Linked DNA regions of Homo sapiens: region 1 is linked to region 2. Evidence: read pairs that join two places in POLR2A ChIA-PET (ENCODE). Cell type or tissue: A673. All regions are shown on one strand. Each heading gives the region's core, and the rest is flanking DNA. Links, peaks and the distances in the headings are about the cores only.

What was found. ChIA-PET counts read pairs that join two places held together with the same protein. Peaks named below come from ENCODE experiments on the same cell type or tissue, not always from the same donor. Only the 100,000 strongest peaks of a DNase experiment are listed, where the experiment ranks them.
Region 1: POLR2A ChIA-PET joins it to region 2 with 12 read pairs; 18 of 35 experiments call an interaction of 5 or more read pairs at or near these places.

The regions. Positions count from the first base shown.
Region 1 is chr11:65,926,582-65,941,049 of GRCh38, reverse strand. LOC105369350 (a long non-coding RNA gene) reads left to right here. Exons shown (of 3, transcript XR_950212.3): 2 at 2,571-2,742; 3 at 2,954-3,258. Among named protein-coding and RNA genes, the nearest start is that of TSGA10IP, 12 kb to the left of the region's middle. RefSeq lists enhancers at 1-32, 3,289-3,813, 12,638-12,932, 12,647-13,076 and a cis regulatory region at 12,613-13,178. In A673, for the core only: no CTCF peak of the experiment used is centred there; no DNase peak of the experiment used is centred there.
Region 2 is chr11:65,873,865-65,883,076 of GRCh38, reverse strand. CTSW (cathepsin W) reads right to left here and starts at 3,240. Exons shown (of 10, transcript NM_001335.4): 1 at 3,136-3,240; 2 at 2,791-2,875; 3 at 1,557-1,670; 4 at 748-902; 5 at 551-647; 6 at 388-468; 7 at 173-298; 8 at 1-8. The coding sequence starts at 3,222. In A673, for the core only: no CTCF peak of the experiment used is centred there; no DNase peak of the experiment used is centred there; H3K27ac peaks cover 42 bases.

The DNA of each region.
Region 1 (14,468 bases), core at 195-8,194, 59 kb before region 2:
GCTATGTTGGCCAGGCTGGTCTCGAACTCCTAACCTCGTGATCCGCCCGCCTCGGCCTCCAAAGTGCTGAGATTACAGGCATGAGCCACCACGCCCGGCCACAGCTCCTCTTTTACTGGACTCACCAGGACCATGGTTTTGTGTTTTTGGGTTTTTGGTTGTTTTTTTTTTTTTTTGAGACAAGGTCTCACTCTGTCACCTAGACTGACTGGAGTGCAGTTGCGTGATCATGGCTCACTGCAGCCTCGACCTCCTGGGCTCAAGTGACACTCCCGCCTCAGCCTCCTGAGCAGCTGGAACTAAAGGTGTGCACCACCATGCCCAGCTGATTTTTTGTATTTTTTGTAGAGACAACGTCTAGCCATGTTGCACAGGCTGGTCTTGAACCCCTGGGCTCAAGAGATCTTCCTGCTTCAGACTCCCAAAGTGCTGGGATTACAGGCATGACAGGCTCATTTTAAATAAAATCTATCAGACAATGAACCCCACTTTTATCTGTAGTCCAGACATCTCCCTCAAGCTCAGAAGGTGAGTCCTGCCTCCCAAACTCGAATGACCCAGTCCACTGCTCCATCTAGGTGTCTAACAGGCATCTCACATTCAACAACTCTGAAACTGACTCCCTGACCCTCCCCACAGCCCTCTCCATCTTGGCCTAGTGACTATGCTATCCTTCTAGTTTCTCGAACCAAAAGCCTAGGCTTTTCTCTCTCTGAAATGCTATGTCCTATCCAACAGTTGTTCCTGATTTCAAAGTGCATTCAGAATCTGAACGCTTACCACCAGCTATTTGGAGCATTCTCAACATCCGTTGTCTTCTACATAGACTTTCTGCTTCTTCATGGTCAATTCCCAACCCAGCAGCCTGGGCCATTTTTTTTTTTTTTGAGATGGAGTCTCTTGTTCTGTCGTCCAGGCTGGAGTGCAGTGGCGCAATCTCGGCTCACTGCAAGCTCCGCCTCCTGGGTTGACGCCATTCTCCTGCCTCAGCCTCCCGAGTAGCTGGGACTACAGGCGCCCGCCACCATGCCCGGCTAATTTTTTGTATTTTTAGTAGAGGCGGGGTTTCACTGTGTTAGCCAGGATGGTCTCGATCTCCTGACCTCATGATCCACCCGCCTCTGCCTCCCAAAGTGCTGGGATTACAGGCGTAAGCCACCGAGCCCGGCCAGCTTGGGCCATTTTTTAAAGACTTCTGCTTAAAACCTGCAATGGGAGCCTGGAGTAGTGGCTCACGCCTGTAATCCCAGCACTTTGAGAGTCTGAGGCAGGAGGATGGCTTGAGCACCGGAGTTTGAGACCAGCCCAAGCAACATGGATAAACCCTGTCTCTACTTAAAATACAAAAAAATTAGCCGGGCATGGAGGTGCATGCCTGTAGTCCCAGCTACTCGGGAGGCTGAGATGGGAGAATTGCTTGAACCCAGGGGGTGGAGGCTGCAGTGAGCCAAGATCACACCACTGCACTCCAGCCTGGGCAACAGAATGAGACTGTCTCAAAAAATAAAATAAAATAAAATAAAATAAAATGAAATACAATACAATAAAATAATAAATACATGTACAGATAGAAAACATCTTTATTGGTTCTTCAGATAATAGAAGTAATATATGCACACTGTCAAAAATTTAAATATGACCAGGTGCAGTGGCTCACAGCTGTAATCCCAGCACTTTGGGAGGCTGAGGCAGGTGGATCACCTGAGGTCAGGAGTTCGAGACCAGCCTGGTCAACATGATGAAACCCCGTCTCAGCTAAAAATACAAAAAAATTACCAGGGTGTGGTGGCAGGCGCCTGTAATCCCAGCTACTTTGGGAGGCTCAGGCAGGAGAATCGCTTGAATCAGGGAGGCAGAGGTTGCAGTGAGCCGAGATCGTACCACTGCACTCCAGCCTGGGCAACAAGAGTAAAACTCTGTCTAAAAAAAAATTAAATCTGTGCAGTAGAACTGCTGTTAACTTTTGGGTGTGTATTTGGCCCGTGTTTTTCCCCTGTGAGCACAAACAAATGTGGAACTGACACCCTGAGCAAGGCGGGGTGCAGCATTCGGACAGAGACAGCTGCATCCTTTTCCACCCACCCACTCCCCCTTGGGCCAAGCCGTTCCCAGGCCTGGATAAGACGTGAGCAGGCACTATGACTTCTCAAGTCACCTCAGGTAGTGAAAAGTCCTCTGATCACTAAGAACAGCCTCAGAAATTGAAATTGAAATGTCTAGTCTGGGCCGGGCGCGGTGGCTCACGCCTGTAATCCCAGCACTTTGGGAGGCTGAGGTGGGTGGATCACTTGAGGTCAGGAGTGTCCTGTCCTCACTGCAAGGGGGCCTGGCACCTGATTAGCAATGCAGGGCCCTGGGGCTATTGCTTTGTCCTTGGCCTCCGATGCAAAACCAAGACCTGAGCCAGTGTACCATTTGAATATCTTGTGATTTTAGAGATAGACGTGTGTGTGTGTGTGTGTGTGTGTGTGTGTGTGTGTGTGTATACAAACCTACATATACATATTTTTCAACAAAAATGAGATCATCCTGGTTTTGCCTACTAGAATGTTATATTCTTTCCATGTCAGGACATACAGAGCCACCCAGTCTTTACCATCATCACTGTTTGGCTGTCTGACCCACCTAATGTACATCACCTGTGTCCTTTTGTCAAACACCGGGACTGCTTCCGCTTGCGTCCTCACTCCAGACACTGCAGCTGCGGACATCCCTGGAAATGTGTCTTGAGATTTCTGCAAGGTAATGTTCTATAAGCAAACTAGCTAGCTCTAAGCCATTTAGATCTTGATGGTGCCTAATTATTCCCCCTAAAGGCTCAATCATTATAGATTTCCATCAACAGTATTTATACCCTCACCAGCAATTATAATTTTCACTTTGCTAATCTGATAGATGAAAAGCTATTATTGCATTGTTGCAATAACTTGTATTCTCTTCTCTTTCATGAAAGGGCCAGATATGCAAGGCAGCTCCCGAATGCTGAAGGAGCAGAGAAACCAAAGAACAAGGCAGACAAATCCAGTTTGCTGGTACAGGGTGATTTATTTGGGTGACCTTACAGACAAGCTTGGTCTTGGGCAGCCACGAGACAAACAGATCTCCGTGCCTGTCATCCTAGAGCCAAGGCTTATGTACCATAGGGAAAGGGTATGAGTGTTCTGTGCAAGACAATTAAAGGCAGCCCTCCAGAACAGGCAAGAATCTGCATACGTTATAGCCTATAATTGGTGTGATAACATCAAGGTGGACATAGTCTTATGCTAAGGGCAGTAAATAGAGTAGGAATCAGGAGGTATTCACGGGACTGCAGCTATTCAGAAGTCAGCATGGCGGATTCACGTCTAAGATGGGGTCATTTTTGTCTCCACACCTTCATTATTTGTGAGGTTCAAGTATTTTCCTATCTCCATGGACCATTTGTGCTACCTCTGTGAATTCCTGTCCATGTCCTTTGCACATTTCTCTTCTGCATTAGTCCTGGGGAGCAGATAGCTGAGTTTATTGTATTCCTTATTTCACAGCATACAAAAAGCATCAATGGATGCAATGCGACTCTTGTTTTGCCTTTGTATTTTCTTCTTCATCTTTGATCCCCGCTCCATCCTATTTAAATGTGAATAGGCTGGGCGTGGTGACTCATGCCTGTAATCCCAGCACTTTGGGTGGCCGAGGCAGGTGGATCACTTGAGGTCAGGTGTTCGAAACCAGCCTGGCCAACATGGTGAAACCCCATCTCTACTAAAAATACAAAAATTAGCCAGGCGTGGTGGCACGTGCCTGTAATCCCAGCTACTCAGGAGGTTGAGGCAGGAGAATTGCTTGAACATGGGAGGCAGATGTTGCAGTGAGCTGAGAACATGCCACTGCATTGTAGCCTGGGCAACAGAGCAAGACTCTGAAAAAAATAAATAAATAAAGAGAGAAAGAAAGAAAGAGAGAGAGAAAGAAAGAAAGAAAGAAAAAGAAAGAAAGAAAGATGTTAACGGATCATTGTGAAGCTTTTATCATTTTTGTGTGTATGTATTTTTTGTTTATGTAAGTGGTATTGTGGTCCGGGTGCAGTGGCTCACGCCTGTAATCCCAGCACTTTGGGAGGTCAAGGTAGGTGGATTGCTGGAGTTCAGGAGTTGGAGACCAGCCTGAGAAACATGGTGAAACCCCAGCTCCACAAAAATATACAAAGAAATTAGCTGGGCATGGTGGCGTGTCCCTGTAGTTCCAGCTACTCGGGAGGCTGAGGCGGGAGGATCACCTGCGCCCAGGAGGTTGAGGCTGCAATGAGCTATGATCACACCACTGCACTCCAGTCTGGGTGACAGAGTGAAACCCTGTCTCAAGAAAAACATAAAAAATAAAACTAAGTATAAAAATAAATAAATGGTATTGTATGTATTTAATTTGCATAAGCAGTATTGATCTCATTTTTGTTCCTTACTCGTTTCCTTCAAAACTGTGCTTTAGGGTTTTTAAAATTTATTTTATTTTCTAGAGATAAGGCCTCACTCTGTCACCCAGGCTGGAGTGCAGTGGTGTGATTATAGCTCACTGCAGCCTCGAACTCCTGGGCTCAGGTGATCCTCTACCACAACCACAACGTCCTGAGTAGCTTGGACTACAGGCATGTGCCACCATGCCTGGCTACTTTAAAAAAAAATTAGTTTTGGAGAGACAGAGGTCTCACTATGCTGCCTAGGCTAATCTTGAACTCCTGGCCTCAAGGACTCCTCCCGCTTAAGCCTACTCAAAATGCTAGAATCAGGCTGGGCAAGGTGGCTTATGCATGTAATCCCAGCACTTTGGGAGGCCGAGGCAGGTGGATTACTTGAGGTCAGGAGTTCAAGACAAGCCTGGCCATCACTGTGAAATCCCGTCTCTACTAAAAATACAAAAATTAGTCGGGCATGGTGGCACACACCTGTAGTCCCAGCTAACTCAGGAGGCTGAAGCAGGAGAATCACTTGAACCCAGGCAGAGGTTGCAGCTAGCTGAGATCACACTACTGCACTCCAGCCTGGGTGACAGAACAAGACTCCATCTCAGAAATAAATAAATAAATAAATAAAAGCTGGAATTAGGCTGGGCGCGGTGGCTCACGCCTGTAATCCCAGCACTTTGGGAGGCCGAAGAGGGAGGATCACGAGGTCAGGAGATTGAGACCATCTTAGCTAACATGGTGAAACCCCGTCTCTACTAAAAATACAAAAAATTAGCCGGGCATGGTGGCGGGCGCCTGTAGTCCCAGCTACTCGGGAGGCTCAGGCCAGAGAATGGCGTGAACCCGGGAGGCAGAGCTTGTAGTGAGCCAAGATCATGCCACTGCACTCCAGCCTGGGCAACAGAGCGAGACTCCTTCTCAAAAAAAAAAAAAAAAAGCTGGAATTATAGGCATGAATCACCATGCCCCATCGTTTTGTTTTTAGAGACAAGGTCTCATATTGCCCAGGCTGGCCTCAAACTCCTGGGGTCAAGAGATCCTCCCGCCTCAGCATCCCAAGTATCTGGGATTATGGGCACATGCCACCCTCCGCTGCTAACACTGTGGTTTTTGTTTTTGTTTTTTGTTTTTTGATTTTTTTTTTTTTTGAGACAGAGTCTCGCTTTGTTGCCCAGGCTGGAGTGCAGTGGTGCAATCTTAGCTCGCTGCAACCTCCACCTCCCGGGCTCAAGCAATTCTCCTGCCTCAGCCTCCCAAGTAGCTGGGATTACAGACTTGCGTTACCATACCCAGCTAATTTTTGTATTTATTTTTTAGTAGAGACCAGGTTTCACCATGTTGGCCAGGCTGGTCTTGAACTGCTGACCTCAGGTGATCCGCCCGTCTCGGCCTCCCAAAGTGCTGGGAATACAGGCGTGAGCCACTGTGCCTGGCCCGCACTGTGTTTTAAAAGCCTTGTAGATCCTGACTGTTGCATAGTGTTCCGTAGTTTCCCTTTGTATGCTTTACTTAATTCATCCTTCTGACAATGGATGCCAGACTGGCTCCCAAGTCCTGTTCTCACAAAGAACACCGTGGTCAACACCGCTGCACATGCCTCTTTGTACACCTGAATGAGAATCTCTCTGGCCTACTTATCCAAGGCTGAGAGTGTAAGGTCTTGGCATAAACATACACCTAATTTCAGATTGCTTGAGAGAAGGGCTGTCAGTTTATGTGCCTACAGAAGACCAAGGATTTCTGTCTGCCCACATTCTCACCAAACATTGACATTATTCACCTTATGAATTTTGACTAACCCTGGGGTCATAAAATGAGGTCTGGTACTTTTTTTTTTTTTTCGAGACGGATTCTCGCTCTCTCGCTCTGTTACCCAGACTGGAGTGCAGTTGTGCAATCTCAGCTCACTGCAACCTCCACCACCCACGTTCAAAACAATTATCCTGCCTCAGCCTCCCGAGTAGCTGGGATTACAGGTATGTGCCACCACGACTGGCTAATTTTTGTAAAGATGGGGTTTCACCATGTTGGCCAGGCTGCCCTCGAACTCCTGACCTCAAGTGATTCACCCACCTTGGCCTCCCAAAGTGCTGGGATTACAGGTGTGAGCCACCGTGCCTGGCCAGAAATCCTTAATCTTTTTTTAAGTCTGGTAAAAAAAAAATCTTTAATTTTGATGGAGTTAGACTCATAAATGTTTTTGAATAGAGCTTTGTATTTTGAGAGTCTTTCTTTTCCTATCCCTAGGTGGGGTATTTTCCTATATTCTATTCTATTAGTTTACGCTTAACATCTGTGTCCATAACGAAATGCTCTGTGTACAGACTTTTCTGATACTGTCTTTATCTGGCTTGCGGGGGTCATACAAGAAATTGGGCAGCCTTCTCTCTTTCTGGCTTCTGTAACAACTGGTGTGAGATAAGGACCATCTGTTCCTCCAAAGGCTGGTAGAACTGCCCTATAAAAACATTTCTATTGGGTTTTTTCACATTGGAGTCTCAGATTACAAGTTTCTTTTTCTTTTAGTTTTTTTTTTTTTTTTTTTTTTGAGATGGAGTCTTGCTCTGTCGCCCAGGCTGGAGTGCAGTAGAGTGATCTCGGCTCACTGCAACCTCCACCTCCCAGGTTCAAGTGATTCTCGTGCCTCAGCCTCCCAAGTAGCTGGGATTACAGGCATGTGCCACCACATCCGGGTAATTTTTGTATTTTTAGTAGAGACAGAGTTTCACCATGTTGGCCAGGCTGGTCTCGAACTCCCAACCTCAGGTGATCTGCCTGCCTTAGCCTCCCAAAGTACTAAGATTATAGGCGTGAGCCACTGTGCCCGGCCTATTGTAGTGTTGTTGTTGTTGTTGTTTTCCCAAGAGACAGGGTCTCGCTATGTTTCCCAGGCTGATTTTATATTCCTCGCCTCAAATGATCCTTCTGCCTTAGCCTCCCAAAGTGCTGAGGTTAGGACGGGTGCAGTGGCTCACACCTGTAATCCCAGCACTTCGGAAGGCTTAGCCAGGTGGATCACCTGAGGTCAGGAGTTCGAGACCAGCCTGGCCAACGTGGTGAAACTCTGTCTCTACTAAAAATACAAAAAAATTAGCTGGGCGTGGTGGCTGGCGCCTTTAATCCCAGCTACTCGGAAGGCTGAGGCAGGAGAATCGCTTGAAAATGGGAGGCAGGGGTTGCAGTGAGCCGAGATTGCGCCACCACACTCCAGCCTGGGCAATAAGAGTGAGACTCCATCTCAAAAACAAAATAAAACAAAGTGCTGAGGTCACAGGCATGAGCTACTCAATTTTCTTTCCTGGTTATGGGTCTACTGAAGTTTTGATATTTTTGTGCCAATTTTGACATTTCACATTCTTCCAGAAAGGTATTTACTTTGCTTAAGTTTCTATATTTACCAACATACAATTATTTGTAATGTTTTTTGGTATTTTGATATTTTATGTTATTTGGAAATGGGGTTTTGCTATGTTGCTCAGACTGGACTCAAATTCCTGGGCTAGAACGATCCTATTGAGTAGCTGGGACTACAGGTGTGTGCCACTGTGCCCAGGTTGGTATTTTGATATTTTAAACCTCCATGGGGGGCTGGGCACGGTGGCTCACACCTGTAATCCTAGCACTTTAGGATGCCGAGTTGGGCAGATCGCTTGAGGTCAGAGGTTTGAGATCAGCCTGGCCAACATGGTGAAACCCCGTCTCTACTAAAAAAATACAAAACAATTAGCCAAGTATGGTGGCACACACCTGTAGTCCCAGCTACTCGGAAGGCTGAGGCTCAAGAATCACTTGAACCCGGGAGGCAGAGGTTGCAGCAAGCTGAGATCGCGTCATTGTATTCCAGCCTGGGCGACAGAGTGAGACTCCGCCTCAAAAAAATAAATAAATAAACCTCCATGGGGGGGTGCTCAAGAGTCAGATCACGTGGGGCCTGGGAGCCAGGGAAAGGATTCTGGGTTTGTCCTAAGGATGAACAGCGTGCAAGAATATTTGACTGAGGCTCTAGAATGGAATGGATATGAAATGCCAAAGTGAAGTGCTTGCTCCTGGCCAAACTGCAAAATTTTAAAGAAAGCAGAAACCCATGTTGCCACTGTCGAAGCCCCTCATCCACCGCAAGAGTATAAAGGGATCGAGGGTGGATTTGAAAGGGGCAGTTTGCGGTGATTTGATTTGGAAAGAGCTGCTATGGCAGTGAGTCTGCAGGGGGTGGAGCTGGGGAGCTGCCTTCTAACCTCAAATCTGGTGAGAAGTGCTTCAAGGAAGCCCCCCAGAGCGCTTGAGGTGGGCTTCCTGCAGTCATGGCACCCCCGTGGGTCATTGGTAGGAAAGGCCTCCAGAAAGGAGGTGACCTGCAGTGGGCACTGGACCGCAGGAATGGAAAAAGGGGTCTGGCCCCACGGGCTTGTTTTCTCTGGCACAGGGTATGCAACAGAGTGGGGTAGTGCATGCCACTTGAAAGAAAACCAGAGCCAGTCAACAGAGAGGGGCTGCCCCTTTGCCAGGAGTTTCAGTCAAGGGGGTAGTACATAAGGGAGCCCATAAAACCCCTGAGGGCAGGAGCCAGCTTTAGACAGCTGCCACCCAAGGAGTGAGATGCCATCTTACACCAGTGTCAATCCAGGATGCACTCTCTGCACCCACTGCCCTCCCTCCCTGTTCTCCAAAGGCAGCGTCTTCTCAAGCCTGGGAATGGGGCCAGGGAGAGGCGCAGACCCGACTTCCCTGACTCCTTATCAGTGGGGGCTGCAATGGCCAGAAGTGGAAAAAGCTGTGTTCGTTTTTTTTGTTTGTTTGTTTGTTTGTTTGTTTGTTTTGAGACAAGCTCTCGCTCTGTTGCCCAGGCTTGAGTGCAGTGGTGCTATCTTGGGTCCCTGCAGCCTCAAACTCAAGCGATCCCTGCAGCCTCAGCCTCACGACCAGCTGGGACTACAGGTGCGTACTACCACGCCCAGCCCAAGAATACTTCATTCTAAATCAAGTTCTGGGATTTGGCCACTACACAAAACTGGGCACTTTAATAGAGATTTGTTTAGTAACTTTAGGTGATCACAGGACGATGAGGAAATGGCAGCATAAGATGTAATGGCTGCACTCCCTCTGGCTGTGAGTAGAAATTAGACTGGAGGGCCTGGGGTGGAAACAGTGGCCTGTCATCCAGGAAGTGGGAGGGGAGGGGAAGGGAGGGGAAGGGAGGGCAGGGGAGAGGTCTGAGCCTGGGCCCACCACCATTCAGAGGTCAAGAGAGGTCAGGGAGATGTGGCCATGGAGACAAGACCACAGCCCACGGTGGGGAAGAAGATTGCCAAGAGAGGCCGGGCGCGGTGGCTCACGCCTGTAATCCCAGCACTTTAGGAGGATGAGGCGGCGGATCACAAGGTCAGAAGATCGAGACCATCCTGGCTCATACGGTGAAACCCCGTCTCTAGTAAAAATAAAAAAAATTAGCCATGCGTGGTGGCGGGCGCCTGTAGTCCCAGCTACTCGGGAGGCTGAGGCAGGAGAATGGTGTGGACCCGGGAGGCGGAGCTTGTAGTGAGCCGAGATGGCGCCACTGCACTCCAGCCTGGGTGAGAGTGCGAGACTCCGTCTCAAAAAAAAAAAAAGATTGCCAAGAGAGTGAGGGCCCCCATCCAAGTGAAGAAAGTGTTTCAAAGAGGAGGCAAGCGACCAACTATGACAAGAGCCACTGAGAGGTCAAGGCGAGCCCAAATGAGAACAACTGAATCGCCTGGACCCATTCTCCAAGGACTCATTGTGGGAGGCTTATTACAGGCTTTGGCTGTGCGAATGCGGCTGAGATTGGCCTTCACCACATCACACCGCAGGCCCCATCTGAAACTGTTCTTTTGCAGCTAAAGTCTAGGAAAAAATTTCTTTCCACTGAAGAAGTTTTCTCCGGAAAAAAAAAAAAAAGTTTTTTGCTTTGGCTGCCAGAAAGCTCAGAACTAAATTTGATATTGAATTAATAAAGCACTTTTACAGGCCTTTATGGGTTGCATATTTATATATGTATGCTATTGTTTCTGATCTTTATTTTCTCTTTTAATTATATTTTATTATTTTATTTAAAAAATTTTTTAATAATTTTTTTAGAGACAGGGTCTCACTATGTTGCCTAGGCTGGTATCAAACTCCTGGCCTCAAGTGATCCTCCTGCCTTGGCCTCCCAAAGTGCTGGGATTATGGTGTGAGCCATCCCATGTGGCCTAAATTTTTTTTTTTTTTTTTTTTTTCAGATAGAGTTTCGCTTTGTCACCAGGCTGGAGTGCAGTGGCACGATCTTGGCTCACTACAACCTCCATCTCCCGAGTTCAAGAGATTCTGCTGCCTCAGCCTCCCGAGTACCTGGGGCTGCAGGCGTGCACCACCACACCCAGCTAATTTTTGTATTTTTAGTAGAGACAGGGTTTCACCATGTTGGTCAGGATGGTCTCGATCTCTTGACCTCGTGATCCGCCCTCCTCAGCCTCCCAAAGTGCTGGGATTACAGGCATGAGCCACCACACCCGGCCTAAAATTTTTTGTTTTTAGAGATAAGATCTTGCTATGTTGCCCAGTCTGGACTCACATTCCTGGTCTCAAGTGATCCTCCCTCCTCGGGCCTCCAGAGTAGCTGGGAGTGCACCACTGGTAGCACGGGTGTATACCACTGCACCCATCCACATTCTTGAATCTCCATTTCTGTTTTTTAAATTTTACCTTCCTTGTTCTTGTTGGAAGCCACCTCAGGTGCACTGGGAATGTGGTTTGCAAATTAATCAATGGTATTTCATTTATTCGGCAAGCATACAATGATGTCTTGTAGTAGTCAGGTCTCTCTAGCATACAATTGGCCTAAATACATTATTAAAGATAAAAATAAATGTCTTCACCCATTCTCTGTTGCTTATAACAGAAAACCTGGAACTGGGTAATTTATTTAAAAAACGGAGTCTTGCTCTATCGCCCAGGCTGGAGTGCAGTGGTGCGATCTCGGCTCACTACAACCTCCACTGCCCAGGTTCTCGCAATTCTGCAGCCTCAGCCTCCTGAGTAGCTGGGATTACAGGCACCCACCACCACATCCAGCTAATTTTTGTATTTTTAGTAGAGATGGGGTTTTGCCATGTTGGCCAGGCTTGTCTTGAACTCCTGATCCCAGGTGATCTGCCTGCCTCAGCGTTCCAAAGTCCTGGGATTACAGGCGTGAGCGATTGCACCCGGCCACATGTGCTGTCTTGAGTCTCACGGCCACCCCTGACCAATGGCTGTGGGGAGGGTATCTTGACCAGCGGTCCTGGAGGTGCCACCTGGTTGGAGTGGGGTGGGCGTCAGTTCTCTAGGGATACGGATATGATTTGGGGTGGCCTGAAGGAAGAAGGGCAGGGCAGACCCATGCACAAAAACATGCCCACCACGTACCTACCACGTGCCAGGCCCTGTGAGACATCCTGGAGACACAGACGTGAATCCGACAGGCCCTGTGTCCCCAAGAGGGGCGCTTTCCAGAAGTGGAGGTGAAACCTGCAAGCACAGTTATCCCAGCCAGAGCATGGGAAGAAACTTGGAGAGGGGACAGGTGAAGGACTTGGGGAGTTCAAAGGATGAGGAGGGACTCTAGGTTCTGGCCTTGAGGAAGTAAGGTGAACTGAAATTGCCCTTTTTCTACAAACAGCTAAGAAACTGGACAAAGCACAGGAAACAAGTGTTTTCAGATATTAGACAAAGGGCAGCTCAGGGCTGTGATCCCTGAAAAACGGAAGATAAAGGGGAGGAGCCCTGACATTGCATAGGTGATTTTCCTACCACTGCACTGGGAGGGCAACCGTTGTTCTCACCGAGTTAAGAAGACGAGACCAGAGTTTGGGAAGGCTCATCTTCAGGGCTTCTGATCTAACTGAAGACAGGCCCAGATATGGGTATTTTAAAGTTCCCCAGGGTCGGCCGGGCACAGTGGCTCAGGCCTGTAATCCCAGCACTTTGGGAGGCCGAGGCGGGTGGATCACTTAAGGTCAGGAGTTTGAGACCAGCCTGGTCAACATGGTGAGAACTTGTCTCTACTAAAAATACAAAAAATTGCCAGGCGTGGTGGCGAGTAGCCTCCCCAGCTACTGGGGAGACTGAGGCAGAAAGGAGAATCACTTGAACCTGGGAGGCAGAGGTTGCAGTGAGCCAAGATCGCGCCACTTCACTCCAGTCTGGGAGACAGAATGAGACCCTGTCTCAAAAAAAAAAAAAAGAAAAAAAGAAAAAAAAGCTCCCCAGGGTTCTAAGATGTAGCCAGGGTTGAGAACCACTAGGCTAATCTGCAACTCCAGACAAAGGCGGAAGGGGGGCAGGGAACCCACAAAACAGAAACCAAACTCTAAGAAAACGGGTAAGAGGAAAGTGAAACCGACTCTGGGCACCAGGCTGGAATGGAAGAGCATCTGTGGCTAAAAACAGGGCAGCCGCACCCCCCTGGAGGAACCAGGGCCCTGCCCACCCACTTGCTTGCTGCGGCTTCAACACGCTGGCCTCCTCGGGGTCCCCTCTCCCCACTACCCCTGGAGAGGCGTGAATGTACCTATTTGTTTACCATCAGTCTGCTGCCCCTTCCCCCAACTGGACTGAGCTAGGGAGCAGAGGCTCTGTGTGTTTTCTCTGAGTTCACCTTCCCCAAGCCCAGAGCAGGGCCCGGCACAGAGTAGGTACTCAGCAAATATTTCTTGAGTGACTGAATGAAGACAATGTATGATCCCATGAATCCTGCAGGGCCATGCTTTACCCTGCCCTATGTGATGCTGTCCCCTGAGGTTGGGCCCATTCTGACAATGTCTTTTCTGTTTTTTCAACACAGGGTGCATAGAATCAAGCAGACATGCGCCTTAGTTTGGGGCACTCCATGCAGCCATAGGGCCCTGAAAAGCTTCCCTTTTCTTTTCTTTTTTGTTTGTTTGTTTGTTTGTTTGAGATGGAGTTTCGTTCCTGTTGCCCAGGTTGGAGTCCCATGGCACGATCTTGGCTCACCGCAACCTCCGCCTCCCGGGTTCAAGCAATTCTCCTGCCTCAGCCTCCCGAGTAGCTGGGATTACAGGCATGCGCCACCATGTCCGGCTAATTTTGTATTTTTAGTAGAGATGGGGTGTCTCCATGATGGTCAGGCTGGTCTGGAACTCCCAACCTCAGGTGATCCGCCCACCTTGGCTGCCCAAAGTGCTGGGATTACAGGCTTGAGCCACCACACCCAGCCTAAAGCTTCCCCTTTCAATGGACTCTCCCCTTCCCTGCATCCCAGTCCTACTCCTGCTGCTTTGAGCCACGACATCCCCTTGTCTGTTTAGTACATGCCCTTCCAATCTGCTTTCCAGGATCTTATTTCCATAAATGTCCATAACAGCAGGCACCATTTATTGGGTGCTTACTGTATGCCAGGCACTGTGCTGAGCGACTTACATATCATATCTCATGAAACCATCACATGTCCCTGAAGGAGGTGCTATTATGATCCCCGTTTTACAGATTAGAAAATAGAGATAGGCTGGGCAAGGTGGCTCACGCCTGTAATCCCAGCACTTTGGGGGGCCGAGGCGGGCGGATCACCTGAAGTCAGGAGTTTGAAACCAGCCTGACCAACATGAAGAAACCCTGTCTCTACTAAAAACAATACAAAATTAGCCGGGTGTGGTGGCGTATGCCTGTAATCCCAGCTACTCGGGAGGCTGAAGCAGGAGAATCGCTTGAACCTGAGAGGCGGAGGTTGTGGTGAGCCGAGATAGCACCACTGCTCTCCAGCCTGGGTGACAAGAGAGAAACTCCGCCTCAAAAAAAGAAAAGAAAACAGAGGTAGAGGCCAGGTGGGGTGGCTCATGCCTGTAATCCCAGCACTTTGGGAAGCTGAGGAGGGTGGATCACTTGAGGTCAGGAGTTTGAGACCAGCCTGGGCAACAAAGTGAGATCCCATGTCTCAAAAAATATATATATACATATATATATGTGTGTACATATATATACACACACATACACACACACACATATATATACACACATATATAGGCACACACATATA
Region 2 (9,212 bases), core at 938-8,937:
CGCAATTCCTGGGGACAGGAACATCATCAGACCCTTGGCATGTGGGTGTGTGGGTCTCTCGCTCCTTCGCTCCCCCCACCCCCTCTTGTCTTCTAGCCCAGTAGCCCAGCGTGTCTGCCTCTGCCCCGGTGTCTGTCCCTGCCATCCGCCCGTGTCCCTGCCCTGCCCGCACTGTGCTCGTTGTTCTGCAGCATGATGAAGTCCTGGATCCAGGCCACCTTCTGGTACTTCTTGGGGTGGCACCTGTGGGCTCTGACTTTGCCCTGGAACGGGTAGTCCTTTTCACTGGCCAGGCCGCCTGCAGATAAGCAAGACAAGGGAGGAGGTTCCGCTCCTGCCCACCCTGTCCCCCTGCAGATGTCCAGAGTGGCGGGGCAGTGCACTCACTGTTGTTGAGGACAGTTATGAACGCGTCCCAGACGAAGCCACCGTGGCAGCCATCCCCACAGCGGCCACAGTCCAGCAGTTCTGGTGCAAGAAGGGACAGTGTGGGTGACCAGGCCCCTAGGCCTCCCTCCCCTGTCACACGCGCACCCTCTCCCAACCCTACCCTGCACGGAGACATCCACAAAATCCCAGAAACTGATGCGCCACAGGGTCTCTATGTTGCCTGCCGCTGCCATGGCCCAGCAGCAGTTGCAGTTTTTCTGGAGGGCGAGAGGGTGGGGCGGGGCTAGGTGTTCGGGCCGTGCCCCTCTCCCTCCCACCACTTAGCTGAATTAGAGCCAGCTGGGTAGCGGCAGATACCTGGTCCTTGATGGGTGAGATGGCGCTGGCCACCTTCCGCCAGTCACAGCTGAAAGGTACTGACTCCTCTGGCTCTTCAGACCTTATTTCTCTGCCCATGCTGGGGACCCCTCCAGCTGCCCTCCGATAGCCATAGAGCTGGCCAAACTCCTCCTCTGGGGAACAGACAGGGCCACTGAGGTCTCCATTTTGACCCCTTCTCCCTGTTCTGCCTCTCCCACTCCAGCTGTTGGTCCCATAATTCCCTGAGGGGCAAAAAGGCAAGGATAGGCCGGGCGTGGTGGCTCACACCTATAATCCCAGCACTTTGGGAGGCCAAGGTGGGTGGATCACTTGAGGTCAGGAGTCCGAGACCCCATCTCCACAAAAAGTAGAAAAATTAGCTGGGCGTGGTTGTGCGGGCTTGTAGCCCCAGCTACTTAGAAGGCTGAGGGGTCGGGGGAATTGCTTGAGTCTAGGAGGTGGAGGCTGAGTGAGCTGTGATTGCACTATTGTACTGCAGCCTGGACAACAGAGCAAGACCCTGTCTCAAAAAGGCAAGGGTGCCAAGCCTAGAGAGGCTGGGCTCCCTGCTGGGTGCTTCCCTGCAGCTGCTGCGCTGGCCCCTAGGCTGGATTAGGACACAGGACTGCAGAGATTCTGCCCCTGCACTGGGTGATTTGATACCAGCACCCAAGCCCCTGGTCCTCAGGGAAATGAATTTCCTTCCCTGGGAAGTAAAAATTGAAGGTCCGCTGGGTCCAGCTGCCAGTGTCCCTGGGGAGATCGCTTCCCAACCACCACCTACGAGCCAGAAGGGTTAATGGTACCTGTGAGGTCACTGAATGGAGTCACCCCAAACTCAGCTGTGCCCAAGTCCTCCTCCTGCAGCCTCTGAGCCTGGGCCAGGTTGTGGGCAAAGATGTCCAGGCGGTGAGCATGCTCTGGACCAAAAGGGAGTTGTCCTAGGCTGACTCCCAAGCCCTTAGGGGCAGGAAGTAGCCGCTGGCTGGGCACCCTTCCACCCACACCCACCCAGTTGAGCACTGGCTCCTTTCCTGTAGCCCCCACAAGGCCCCACTGCAGATACCCAGGCCCAGGAAGTGGTTACCCAGCCCACCGAGGGTTGGGTTTTCCCCAGAGGCAGCCAGAGGACCATCTCTGGCCACCCTAGGTGGGAAGCCAGGCAAGGGGTCCGGTGGTGGTGACTCAAGGATGTGTGGCTGGAGACCAGCTTCCTGCCAGGCCACGTCCTTTACACCTCTGACCACAGGAGGAGAGCTGGAACATGGCAGGGAGAGGAGATGACAAGGCACAGGCAGTCTGGGCTAAAAGGCACACACAGATCAGCCCCCTAGAGAGATCAGCACAGCGAGAGGGCAGGGGCAGGGGTTAGATCATGGGCTAGAGAAGAAGTCCCCAATGTGGGGACAAAATGGGTGTCCTTGGGTGTTTGCTGAATGAGCAAATGACTAGGTGGTGGCCCCCTGTCCACTGCCTAGAATCGCAGGGAAGTGGCTGTGGAGCCAGGGGATCACGTAGGACTAGGGCAGGACCCCACCTCCTGCCACTGCCCTCCAGATCCATAGCAAAGAATGATCCTGGACCCACTCATGCCTTCGGGAAACCAGGGAACACACCCCCAGCCCTGGCCTGTCCTGCTGAGTGGCCTTGGCCATGCCTGTTCCCCACCCTGAGCTTCGATTTCTTCATCTATTACAAAGCGGGATGGCTGGGCTCCGTGGCTTACACCTGTAATCCCAGCCCTTTGGGAGGCCGAGGCAGGCGGATCACCTGATGTCAGGAGTTCAAGACCAGCCTGGCCAACATGGTCAAACCCCATCTCTACTAAAAATGTAAAGGTTAGCCAAGTGTGGTGGCGCATGCCTGTAATCCCAGCTACTCAGAGGCTGAAGCAGGAGAATCGCTTGAACCCGGGAGGTGGAGGTTGCAGTGAGCCAAGATGACACCATTGCACTCCAGCCTGGTCAACAAGAGTGAAACTCCGTCTCAAAAAAAAAAAAAGTGGGGGCTTGGACTGGAGATGTATGTGCCCTGTGATACCTTCTGGGCTCAGGTAACTCCGGTTGAACTGGATCTGGAACAACTTGAAGGCCTCTTTCAGCTCTAGCGGCTGGGGACCTAGGTCCTGGCAAGGAACCAAGGGTGGAGAGGGGCAGTGGGCAGAGGAATCATTGCTGGGGCCCCACCTTAGTTCCCAGCCGTGCAAGGACTGGGCTAGGGGTCAGCCAGTTAGCCTTTTCTGTCTTCCCATGTGCCCTTGGGCACGTCAGCCCCCTCTCCAGCCTCAGCAACTCCCTCTGAAAAATGAGAATGACAGGCCAGCTGTTTCTGAAGGGGTGACCCCAGGCGTGGGACTGGCATAGGTAAGGGTTTGGGAGCACTTACCTGGGCCCTAAGGGGGCCTCTGATGCCTTGGGCTAGGCCTGCCACCAACAGGGCCAGGAGGCAGGAGGGGTGGGCAGTCAGTGCCATGCCGGTGCAGTCTGGAGTGGCATGGAGGCAGGAAGCCGCGCAGATCGAGGAGGACGGTGTGAGGGTGGGGCTGGAGAAACCACGAAGGGGAAGACAGGCTTGGTGGGTGGAGGGTGGACCCCTAGAACCCACAAGTTGCTCAGGCCTTCAGGCTTTCAGTCCCTGCCTGTCTGCTCCCCATCCCACCCCTTTTTCTTTCTTTCTTTCTTTCTTTTTTTTTTCCACCCAGGTTGGAGTGCAGTGGCATGATCTCGGCTCACTGCAACCTCCACCTCCCGGGTTCAAGCAATTCTCCTGCCTCAGCCTCCCGACTAGCTGGGACTACAGGCATGCACCACCATGCCCAGCGAATTTTTTGTATTTTCAGTAGAGACAGCATTTCACCATGTTGGTCAGGCTGGTCTCCAACTCCTGACCTCAGGTGATCCACCTGCCTCAGCCTCCCAAAGTGCTGGGATAACAGGCATGAGCCACTGCGCCCAGCCAAGGGAACCACTCTTGCTCATCCTATGAAGCTCAGTCAGCTCAATGGCCGCCTCTTTCAAGAAGCCTTCCCTGCTTCCCCAACCTCTGGTAGAAGCTTTGCAGCCCCTTCAGCCCAGCTGCACCTGTGCCCATTGGGCATCTGCCTCCAACCACACCAGAAGTGTTCAGTTCGCTTGTGTCCTCGGTGTCCTCGGTTCCCAGGATAGGGCTAGGCATGAGTCAGGCTCGCTAGGTGTTTGTTGACTGAACAATTGATCATCATGAGTTTTAAACAGGAAAGCAGGCCGGGCATAATGGCTCATGCCTGTAATCTCATCACTTTGGGAGGCCAAGGTAGGAGAATCATTTGAGCTCAGGAGTTGGAGACAAACTTGGACAACTGAGCAAGGCTTCATCTCTACTTAAAAAAAAAAAAGTTAGCCAAGCATGGTGGTGCTCTCCTGTAGTCCCAGCTACTGGGGAGGCTGAGGCCAGTGGGATTGCTTGAGCCTGGAAGATTAAGGCTGCAGTGAGCTATGATCATGCCTCTGCACTCCAGCGTGGGTCCAAGATCCTGTGTCAAAAAAACAAAACCAGGCCAGGCACGGTGGCTCACGCTTGTAATCCCAGCACTTTGGGAGGCCGAGGCGGGTGGATCACCTGAGGTCAGGAGTTGGAGACCAGCCTGGCCAACATGGTGAAACCCTGTCTCTACTAAAAATACAAAAAAGCAGCTGGGCATGGTGGCGGGCGCCTATAATCCCAGTTACTCGGGAGGCTGAGGCACAAGAATCACTTGAACCTGAGAGGTGGAGGTTGCAGTGAGCCGAGATCGCACCATTACACTCCAGCCTGGGCAACAAAAGTGAAACTCCATCTCAAAAAACAAAACAAAACAGGAAAGCGCAGAGTCAGAGTCCGGGAGCAGCAACTGCAGCCAGTGCCTCCCGTTCCTCATCCCTCCCACGGTCTAGGGATGAGGATGAGGGGGCTGAAGAGCCAGAAGGATAACAGGGTGAGCATCACAGACGGAGGGAGGCCAAAGCCTGACTTGTGAGGTCAAGGGCTGGGCAGCAGCATTAACACCCGTTACTGCTGCCTTTGTTCTAAGTGGGTCCTTGGGCTGGGGACCTCCCCTATAGGAGTTCAGGCTGAGAACTGGTGACCAAGACCAGAGAAGGGTGTGAAGAGCTGGCTTTCTAGGGTTCCATGGGGTGGGAGACAGGACAGCTATAATCCTGGGATTTATTCACTTACATGCTCACTACTGCGTTTCTTTTTTTTGTTTGTTTTTTTGAGACGGAGTCTCGCTCTGTCGCCCAGGCTGGAGTGCAGTGGTGCGATCTCGGCTCACTGGAACCTCCACCTCCTGGGTTCACGCCATTCTCCTGCCTCGGCCTCCCGAGTAGCTGGGACTACAGGCACCCGCCACCACGCCCGGCTAATTTTTTGTATTTTTTAGTAGAGACAGGGTTTCACCATGTTAGCCAGGATGGTCTTGATCTCTTGACCTCGTGATCCGCTCGCCTCGGCCTCCCAAAGTGCTGGGATTACAGGCGTGAGCCACCACGCCCGGCCTACCATGTTTCTTTATTAGGATTCCTCCCAGAGTCGTGAGGCCACACTTTGTCACCCTGCCCAGAGAGTAAACCAAGGGGCTTCTCTATCTGAAAAGCATGCTGCTGCCTTTATTGAAATGCAGTGGACAGACCATCCCCAGAGTGGTGCCTGGCCCTGTGGTTCTAGAGCCCAGTTATGGGCCCCAGCCAGTCTTGTCCTGTGTGTGACTGATAGTTAAGGCTCCATGTCAGCCCTCAGAGGTGGAGGTCCCAGTGTGGGCCTCTTGTGATGGTAGGGGATGTGGGAGGCCACGGGGAAAAGGAACTGGAGGTGTGGGGCCCAGTGGCCTTCCCTTTGATCCTCTCCTCCCTTCCCTTGAACTAGAGCTCCTGAGGCCAGGAGGTTTGGGTCTGTTTTTGGTCAGTGCTGTGTCCCTGGCTAGCACCACAGCATCTGCTTCACAGTGGCCACTCAGTAAACATTGTTTGTTTTGTTTTGCTTTGTTTTTTTGAGACAGAGTCTCACTCTGTCGCCCAGCCTGGAGTGCAGTGTCACGATCTCGGCTCACCGCAACCTCTGCCTCCCGGGTTCCAGCAATTCTCCTGCCTCAGCCTCCCAAGTAACTAGGGCTACAGGTGTGCACCACCATGCTGGGGTAATCTTTTTGTATTTTTAGTAGAGACAGGGTTTCACCATGTTGGTCAGGCTGGTCTCAAACTCCTGACCTCAAGCAATCCACCTGCCTTGGCCTCCCAAAGTGCTGGGATTACAGGCGTGAGCCACTGCACCCGGCCGAGAAAACATTTGTTGAGTGAATCAATGAACTTCCTCCACCCACTCACTCATTTGTTCATTCAACTGCCTACTCTGCAGATCCCAGCTGGTACCCAGTAAGGGCTGGGCCATGGGCACAGGGGCCTCACTGCCTGAGAGGAGCTCCCTGCTTGGTAGGAGGGAGACACTGATCCAGTGGTGTCTGGGACCTTGAAAGGGACCCAGTGCAGAGCAGGCGAAGGCAGGGAAAGTCACTGGGGGTGCAGAGGACGAGGGAGGCATTCTGAGGAGGCAACTCCAAGTGGAAGGCTCACTCGGGCTGGATAGTGCAAAGATGGAGGTTCAGGTCTAGGTTGTGCACCAGCTGTGCACTAAGTCATCCCCCCTGGGCCTCATGTCTTCATCTCTAATTGGCAATGACAATTCTCAGGCTGAGGCTTGAGTGGAAGATACTTAGTGGAGCACCCACCACTGTGGCTGGCACAGAGTGGGTGTTTGCAGGGCGGGTCCTTAATGCTCTAATATGGGGCAAGGAGCCCAGCGAGTCTTGAAGTCCGTGGGACATGAGTGCAAGTCCCATCCTTCACCTGGGACAAGTCTCTCAGCCTCCCTATCTGTGAAATGGGGTGATAGCAGCACCCCTTTCCTGCCTTTTTTTATATTTCCTTTTTTTGAGACAGAGTCTTGCTCTGTTGCCCAGGCTGGAGTGCAGTGGCACGATCTTGGCTTACTGCAAACTCCACCTCTCCGGTTCAAGTGATTCTCCTGCCTCAGCCTCCTGAGTAGCTGGGACTACAGGCGTTCGCCCCCATAGCCCGCTAATTTTTGTGTTTTTAGTAGAGATGGGGTTTTGTCATGTTGGCCAAGTTGGTCTGGAATTCCTGACCTTAGGTGATCCACCCACCTTGGCCTCCTAAAGTGCTGGGATTACGGGCGTGAGCCACCGTGCCTGGCCTATTGTGGTATTATTACATACTATAAAACTCACATTTTTTTTTTTGAGACAGAGTCTCACTTTGTCGTCCAGGCTGGAGTGCAGTGGCGCGATCTCGGCTCACTGCAAGCTCCACCTCCCAGGTTCACGCCGTTCTCCAGCCTCAGCCTCCCGATTAGCTGGGACTACAGGCGCCTGCCACCACGCCAGGCTAATTTGTTTAGTAGAGATGGGGTTTCACTGTCTTAGCCAGGATGGTCTTGATCTCCTAACCTCATGATCCACCCGCCTCGGCCTCCCAAAGAAAATTCACTTTTTTGAAGTGTACAATTCAGTGGGTTTTTGTATGTTTGCATAGTTGTGTGACCATCACTACTATCTAGTGTTAGAATATTTTCATTATCCCAAAGAAAACCCAGACCCCATTAGCAGACACTCCCCATTCCCCACCTTCCTCTGGCAACCATTAATCTACTTTCTGTTTTTCTGGGTTTGCCTATTCTGGTTATTTCATATAAATGGAATACGTGGGCCAGGCACGGTGGCTCACGCCTGTAATCCAAGCACTTTGGGAGGCCAGGGTGGGTGGATCACCTGAGGTCGGGAGTTCGAGACCAGCCTGACCAATATGGTGAAACCCCATCTCGGCTAAAAATACAAAATTAGCCAGGTGTGGTGGCAGGCACCTGTAATCCCAGCCATTCCGGAGCCTGAGGTAGGAGAATTGCTTGAACCCAGGAGGCAGAGATTGTGGTGAGCTGAGATCATGCCATTGCACTCCAGCCTGGGCAACAAGAGCGAAACTCCATCTAAAAAAAATAAAAAATAAATGGAATATGTGGCTTTTTGTGTCTGGCTTCTTTCACTTCACATAGTAGTTTCAAGAATTCACCTATATTGGCCGGGCGCGGTGGCTCACGCCTGTAATCCCAGCACTTTGGGAGGCCAAGGTAGGCGGATCACAAGGTCAGGAGATTGAGACCATCCTGGCTAACACGGTGAAACCCCATCTCTACTAAAAATACAAAAAATTAGCCGGGCCTGGTGGCGGGTGCCTGTAGTCCCAGCTACTCAGGAGGCTGAGGCAGGAGAATGGCGTGAACCCAGGAAGCGGAGCTGGCAGTGAGCCGAGATGGCGCCACTGCACTCCAGCCTGGGCGACAGAGCAAGACTCCGTCTCAATTAAAAAAAAAAAAAAAAAAAAGAATTCACCTATATTGTGGCATGCATCAGTACTTCATTAGTTTTTATGGCTGAATAATGTTCGACTGTGTGGATGTACTGCATCTTGTTATTCATCAGTTGACGGCTTTTGTGTTGTTTCTGCATTTGGCTCTTATATATAGTGCAGCTATAAACGCTGCGTACAGATTTGTGTGTGTGTACATATCTTTTCAATTATCCTAGGTATGTATACCTAGGAGTGAAATTGTCAGGTCATGTGATAACATTTTGAGGAACTGCCAGACCATTGTCCACCAACAGTGCATGAGGGCTCCAGTTTCTCCGTATCTTTGCCAACACTTGTTACTGTCTTTCTCGTTTTAAAGAGCTATTATTATTATTACTATTTTTGAGATGGAGTCTCGCTCTGTCGCCCAGGCTGGAGTGCAATGGCACAATCTCGGCTCATTGCAACAACTGCCTCCCGGGTTTAAGAGATTATTCTGCCTCAGACTCCCGAGTAGCTGGGATTAGAGGCACGTGCCACTACACCAGCTAATTTCTTTGTGTTTTTGTAAAGACAGGGTTTCACCATGTTGGCCAGGCTGGTCTTGAACTCCTGACCTTGTGATCTGCCCACCTTGGCCTCCCAAAGTGTTGGGGTTACAGGCGTGAGCCACCGCGTCGGGCCTATTATTATTATTATTATTTTAAGATGGAGTCTCCCTCTGTCACCCATGGAGTGCAGCAGTGTGATCTGGGCTCTCTGCAACCTCCACCTCCCGAGTTCAGGTGATTCTCCTGCCTCAGGCTCCTGAGTAGCTGCGACTACAGGCACGCGCCACCACGCCTGGCTAATTTTTATATTTTTAGTAGAGACGGGGTTTCACCATGTTGTCCAGACTGGTCTCGAACTCCTGACCTCAGGTGATCCACCTGCCTCGGCCTCTCAAAGTGCTGGGATTACAGGCTTGAGCCACCGCGTCCGGCCCCTAAAGAGCTATTATTTAACCTTCTGCCCCAGCAGCTGGGAGGGATGGTGGTGGCAGAGTGGCGAGGAGCGGGCACTGCGCAGTTCACCTGAGCCCCAGGC